Regions from separate parts of the Homo sapiens genome. Here region 2 is linked to region 1. A link is an interaction called in ENCODE POLR2A ChIA-PET data of the cell type or tissue named here. Cell type or tissue: IMR-90. All regions are shown on one strand. Links, peaks and the distances in the headings refer to the core of each region. The heading gives the core; the rest is flanking DNA.

Evidence for each region. Peaks named below come from ENCODE experiments on the same cell type or tissue, not always from the same donor. Only the 100,000 strongest peaks of a DNase experiment are listed, where the experiment ranks them.
Region 2: POLR2A ChIA-PET joins it to region 1 with 10 read pairs; 2 of 35 experiments call an interaction of 5 or more read pairs at or near these places.

Annotation. Positions count from the first base shown.
Region 1 is chr1:201,502,553-201,505,468 of GRCh38, forward strand. All of the region lies in intron 1 of CSRP1 (cysteine and glycine rich protein 1), which reads right to left. Among named protein-coding and RNA genes, the nearest start is that of CSRP1, 3.1 kb to the right of the region's middle. In IMR-90, for the core only: no CTCF peak of the experiment used is centred there; DNase peaks (open chromatin) are centred at 1,119 and 1,846; H3K4me3 peaks cover 1,583 bases; H3K27ac peaks cover 2,419 bases.
Region 2 is chr1:200,557,372-200,560,287 of GRCh38, forward strand. It overlaps KIF14 (kinesin family member 14), which reads right to left. Exons shown (of 30, transcript NM_014875.3): 27 at 1,959-2,081. Among named protein-coding and RNA genes, the nearest start is that of KIF14, 62 kb to the right of the region's middle. RefSeq lists a silencer at 1,604-1,653. In IMR-90, for the core only: a CTCF peak has its summit at 1,681 (motif pointing right); a DNase peak (open chromatin) is centred at 1,720.

The sequences.
Region 1 (2,916 bases), core at 163-2,662:
TCAGCTTTCCATGTCCCACCTCATGTTTCCTTCAGAACCGTGCACATGACCCGCCTCTCTGAAAAGGTAACCAGCATCACTGAGCTACCATCAATCCAGGCCCCATGGGCCTCCAGAACTTGACTGTCATTCTAGGTCAGGAATCCTTCTCTCTATTGAATGAGCTTTCTCTTTTCAAATCCATGTCCAGTGGCCCTTGTGAGACTGTGAGCTGACAAGGGCGGTATATGTCTCTCCCTTTCCCCACTTGCCCCCAGTGCCTTCTAGAGCAGAGCTCCCTACTCTTGGAGTTCAGAAGTTTGCAGGGCGCAGTGGCTCATTCCTATAATCCTAGCACTTGGGGAGGCTGAGGTGGGTGGATCATTTAAGGTCAGGAGTTTGAGACCAGCCTGGCCAACAGCGTGAAACCCCATCTCTACTAAATATACAAAAAAAAAAAAAAAATTAGCTGAGTGTGATGGTGCACACCTGTAATCCCAGCTACTTGGGAGGCTGAGGCAGGAGAATTGCTTGAACCCGGAGGCAGAGGTTGCAGTGAGCCAAGATCGTGCCACTGCACTCCAGCCTGGGGGACAAAAGCGAAACTCTGTCTCAAAAAAAAGAAGTCTGAAGGTCAACACAGGTAGAAATGGAGGTCGATGACTTCTTTGTAGTATTTCAAAACTTCTACAGGAAATCCTGTATTATAATAAAGCCTCATAGACAAATTAACAGATGGGGTTTCCTTGCTTTTATCCAGATCTGTAATGATGTTGGTTATTCCATGCTGAACAAAATGGTCTGAATGATTTTTCTTTGATTAATTTTTTACAAGTTAAAACACATTAGCACTTAGGCCTTAAAAACACAGGTCGTTTGCAGCTGACATCCCAGGAAGCACCAACACACGCCACCCCTGCATAAAGAAAGCCAGGCACACAGTCGGGGGTAGGGGGTGCTGGCTGCCTAGCTGGGGCTGAGCTCCAGCTGCTAACCTTCCATTTCTTCCCCTGTTGTCACCGCTGAAGACTCAGACGCTGCCTTCTGGCCCTGGGGAAGCACTGGAAATACCAGAGTCTGGAAATGCTAGCTGCCCCCGTATTTACACACTTTACCATACATGGGAATTACTCAGTGCTGGCGTCAGACACATTCCTGGGTAGCTGCGTAGTACAGGCACGTCATTACCATATAAATTCTTGACAACTAGAAACAGCAGTCGGAACCCAGGACCCCTCCACCTCACCTTCTCTGCCCTCCCCTCAAGTTTTGCTAGCTCTCTCTTTCTCAAGCACGCTCTTTTCCAGGCTTGTTTTCTTTCTGCAAACCTGGCTCTGAAACTCAAACATGCAGAGCTGGTGAAAGCATATCCATTAGTGGCTGGGAACTAACTCTCAGGGGTCCCCTCTGCTCCTACCTGGCCATGCAACAGACTGAAAACCCGGAGGTCAGGAGTTCTAACCCTGATCCATCCAAGTGAAAGATATCTTCCTTAAATAGTTTATAAGCCACTGTAAAGCACCTTGTAAAGCTGATGTGTTTCACAAATGGCAGATATTTCCTTAGTGAGTTGATCTGGAAAAAGGAAATGTAGAGGAGCAAAGAAAAATAATAAGGTAGTGACTGAGCATACGTTTTGGAAACAGTCAGCTTATGTTTGAATGGCAGCTCCACAACTGATCAGCTGTGATCCTGAGCAAGTTTCTTACTACCTCTGAGCCTCAGTTTCTCCATTTGTAAAATGGAGAGCATCAGTAGCTACCTCATAAATTGTCCAAGATAACACATGTGAAGTATTTCTCACACTGTCTGGTACACTGCAAGTGCAGATATCTGGTTATCCTTATCTTAAGGAGAGGCCAACTCTAACACTTATCGTTCAGGTTTGTATCTCTTTTGATATTTGACAATATGCCCTGAGTAATGCCAAATGGCTGACTTGGAGGAAAAAGTCTTATTCTCACTAGCACCTCTTTGGATCCCAAAATATTTAACGCATGTGTCTTCATCTAGCAAGCCAACGTTTCACAATAAGCTAGGCTTACATACATATTTAAAACTTTAACAACCTGCCAGAAAAGCCTTCCCAATTTGCTTCCCACACCAGGGATGGACAGTGAATTAAAAACTATGTTGCTAGGCGCAGTGGGTCATGCCTGTAATCCCAGCACTTTGGGAGGCTGAGATGGTGGTGGGGACAGGGAGGGGATCACTTGAGGCCAGGAGTTCGAGACCAGACTGGCCAATATAGTGAGACGCTGTCTCCAAAAAAAAAAAAAACACCAGGCCGGGCGCAGTGGCTCATGCCTGTAATCCCAACACTTTGGGAGGCCGAGGCAGGTGGATCACCTGAGGTCAGGAGTTCAAAAACAGCCTGGCCAACATGGCGAAATGCCGTCTCTACTAAAAATACAAACAATTAGCTGGGCATATTGGCAGACACCTGTAATCCCAGCTACTTGGAAGGCTGAGGCAGGAGAATCGCTTGAACCCAGGAGGCAGAGGTTGCAGTGAGCCAATGTCACGCCATTGCACTCCAGCCTGGGTGACAGAGCAAGACTGCCTCAAAACAAAAACACACAAAAAAGCCCAAAAAAAACCTACGCCTTTTTTCTCTCACCTGCTTGTCAATCTACCCAAGTGGAAAAACTGGCTAGTAACTATTTGCAAGGTTTATGAGTATCCCGTAGGCCAACTCAGCTGAAAGACCATTGCTACCCCACTCATTCATCAAATGTTTGCTGATCACTCAGTCAAGTGTCACTACACTCCCAGGCTGCAACTCTGGCCCAGTCAGGACTCACTAGCTCCAGAGGCAGATGCACATGTGTGCAATTAAAAGAGCAAACACCTGGGCCAGGAAGGCAGGTGCTAAGACAGACCACAGGCAAATAGGCCACAGCACCCCTGTTTTTCCCATTTTATTAGCAGGCCAAT
Region 2 (2,916 bases), core at 313-2,812, 950 kb before region 1:
CGTGCAAGTAAGATGAATGACTTAAGATTTGCCAGGCACTATATTTTTAGCATTTTCGTATACGTTGTTTCTTCATCTCATATGATCCTCAGAACAATTTTATGAAATAAGTATGATCATCCTCATTTAAAAATGGAACGACTGAGGCTCAGGTAAGTTGTTCAAGGCTACATAGGAAGTAGGAGAGCAGCTTAATGTTCCATGTCTTTCCCCTGTTCTGAGATGGAGTTTTTCTGGGCAGAGAGAAATCTGTATAACCCTGTAGTATGAGCAAAGGGATGGAGAATCTCTGTGGCTTACACAGTTTCACCTCAGATTCTAAGATGAGCTAGAAGTACATTAATACCAAAGTTTTTCTAAACAACAACAACAAAAAAACTAACTTATTCCATGCCTTCCCAGAAACAACCACCCAGAGGGACAGAAGCCAATAGTCCTCCACATGATCTACTTTTCTAGATCAATCAGTATATACATAAATGAGGAGACATCCTAGTAGCTAAGATCTCAGGAACCTAAATGTCCCCAGGTAGCACTGCCCCAGCCACCTGACTCCAACAAGAGCAATGGAATGGACAGGGGTGGTTTTTGTTTGTTTGTTTGAGACAAGGTCTTGCTCTGTCGCCCAGGCTGATATGCAGTGGTGCAATCACAGCTCACTGCAGACTCAAACTCCTGGGCTCAAGTGATACTCCTGCCTCAGCCTCCGGAGTAGCTGGTACTACAGATGCATGCCACCATGTCTGGCTAATTTCTGTATTTTTTGTAGAGACAAGGTCTCACTATGATTCCCAGGCTGGTTTCATATTCTGGGCTCAAGCTGTCTTCCTGCCTTGGCCTTCCAAAGTGCTGGGATTACAGGCATGAGCTACCATCCCTGGCCAAGGATGGTTTTAATATGTTGTTACAAGACTCTAAAACAGACAAGTCTCTGAAATTCAGTCTCATAAGAATTTGAATTTGTATCTTCCTAATCCCCACTTCACTAACAGTAATTGTCAATAAAGAAAATTAATGCATGAACAATAGTTTTAAAAACTTATTTATGTAGCATGTTGAGTTTTGGAGTCAGGCAGAATATAAAATCCTGGCTCAGGGCTTAATAGTTGGGTAATTAGGCAAAATACTCTAATTCAATGAAATGAAGAATATAAATTCCTACCTTGAAAAATGATATGAATATGAAATATGATATTCATAGGGCTTTTTCTTACTGACAAAGTACAAACCCATTATAGAAATGGCTAAGATTTACCACTGTTACATGTAAAGCACCTAGTCCAGTAACTGTCAGAGGAAATTAATCAGTAAATAGTTTACAGCCTGTGATGTAGGTATGCTTACATGACAGGGTCAGAGCATTAAGTGACTTGCTAAATGATAAGTGGAAAGTGATAGAACCAGGTTTCAAATACATGTCTTCTAATATTAAAACCCAGATCTTTCCTAAGGTACTAAGTAATGTTAGCTGGAGGATGGGAGGACACATATTTTAGGAAATCACTGAAATGCTTATTGGTTCTGTATCTTGATATGAAATATCTTATGTGAATGCCCCAGAAAAATATTTAGTTCAAGATACTGAATCAATAAATGTTACTAATAGTTTCCATTCTTAGAAGAGGAGAAGACTAAACAAAGCTAAGGAAGAAAATGACAACCAGAAAGCGAACACTAGGTGTCACTACCACACTCCACTCTCTGCTTAGGAGTTTACAGACTGAATTCTTGAAAATAGCTGCAACAGGACCAAGCAAAATATTAACAATAGAGGCTGCAGTGACTCAAGAATAACTTGGGAAAATATCACCATAAGATCATGATGTCAGCCTCTTCAGTGAAAAATAACTCGAAACAAATTAAAACATATGAATTTATAGAAATCTAATTTGTTGACTGAAAAAATCAACTTTATATATTATTTAGTACTGTACAGAATATTCTTTTATTCATCTTACCTCATTTTTTGTACACTGCCTAAAGAGTTCATGCTGAAGTTCTTTTGCTTTTTCCAGTCCAGAATCTAATAAAATCTTCATTCCTAAGCCTACACCATCACAAACAGCATCCATGAATTCCTCCTAGAAAAAGAATTTAAGCATTAACTAGAAAATTTAGGTTTTATGTATTTTAATTTATTTAAATTTAGGTTTTATATATTTTAAATTATCAAGTAATTAAGTTATATTTTCTGCTTACTTTAGGACTATAATACATCCCAAGTTTATTAAGTTCAACTAAAGCTAGAATAAGAACTAACAGTCTGTGGTCTGTAAAGAAATAAAATTAGCAAATCTGTAATTTAGTATCCCATATATAACATATTGCAAAGAATGTTTATCATCTTTTAAGCAGGGCTCTATATTGCTAGAACACAGTAACATTCTTTTTTTTTTTTTTGAAATGGAGTTTCGCTCATGTTGCCCAGGCTGGAGTGAAATAGCACGATCTTGGCTCACTGCAACCTCCACCTTCCTGGTTCAAGTTATTCTCCTATCTCAGCCTCCTGAGTAGCTGGGATTACAGGCACCTGCCACCACACTCAGCTAATTTTTATATCTTTAGTAGAGACGGGGTTTCGCCATGTTGGCCAAGCTGGTCTTGAACTGCTGACCTCAGGTGATCCACCAGCCTTGGCCTCCCAAAGTGTTGGGATTACAGGTGTGAGCCACCGCCCCCAGCCAGAACACAGCAACATTCTAATATAATACAATGTTTTCAATAGCATAACTAGTGAAAGCAAGCAGATACAAATTATCTGGTATTACAACGTTTTTTCATGTGTTGATTGGCTGAGAAAACCCTCCACGGTGGATGACTAGCATCAAATTAAGGATCTGAAAGGTAAAATAAGGTTTGCAAAATAATCCAATATATTTAAAAGTTTTTTGGTTGTTTGGTTTTGTTGGGTTTTTT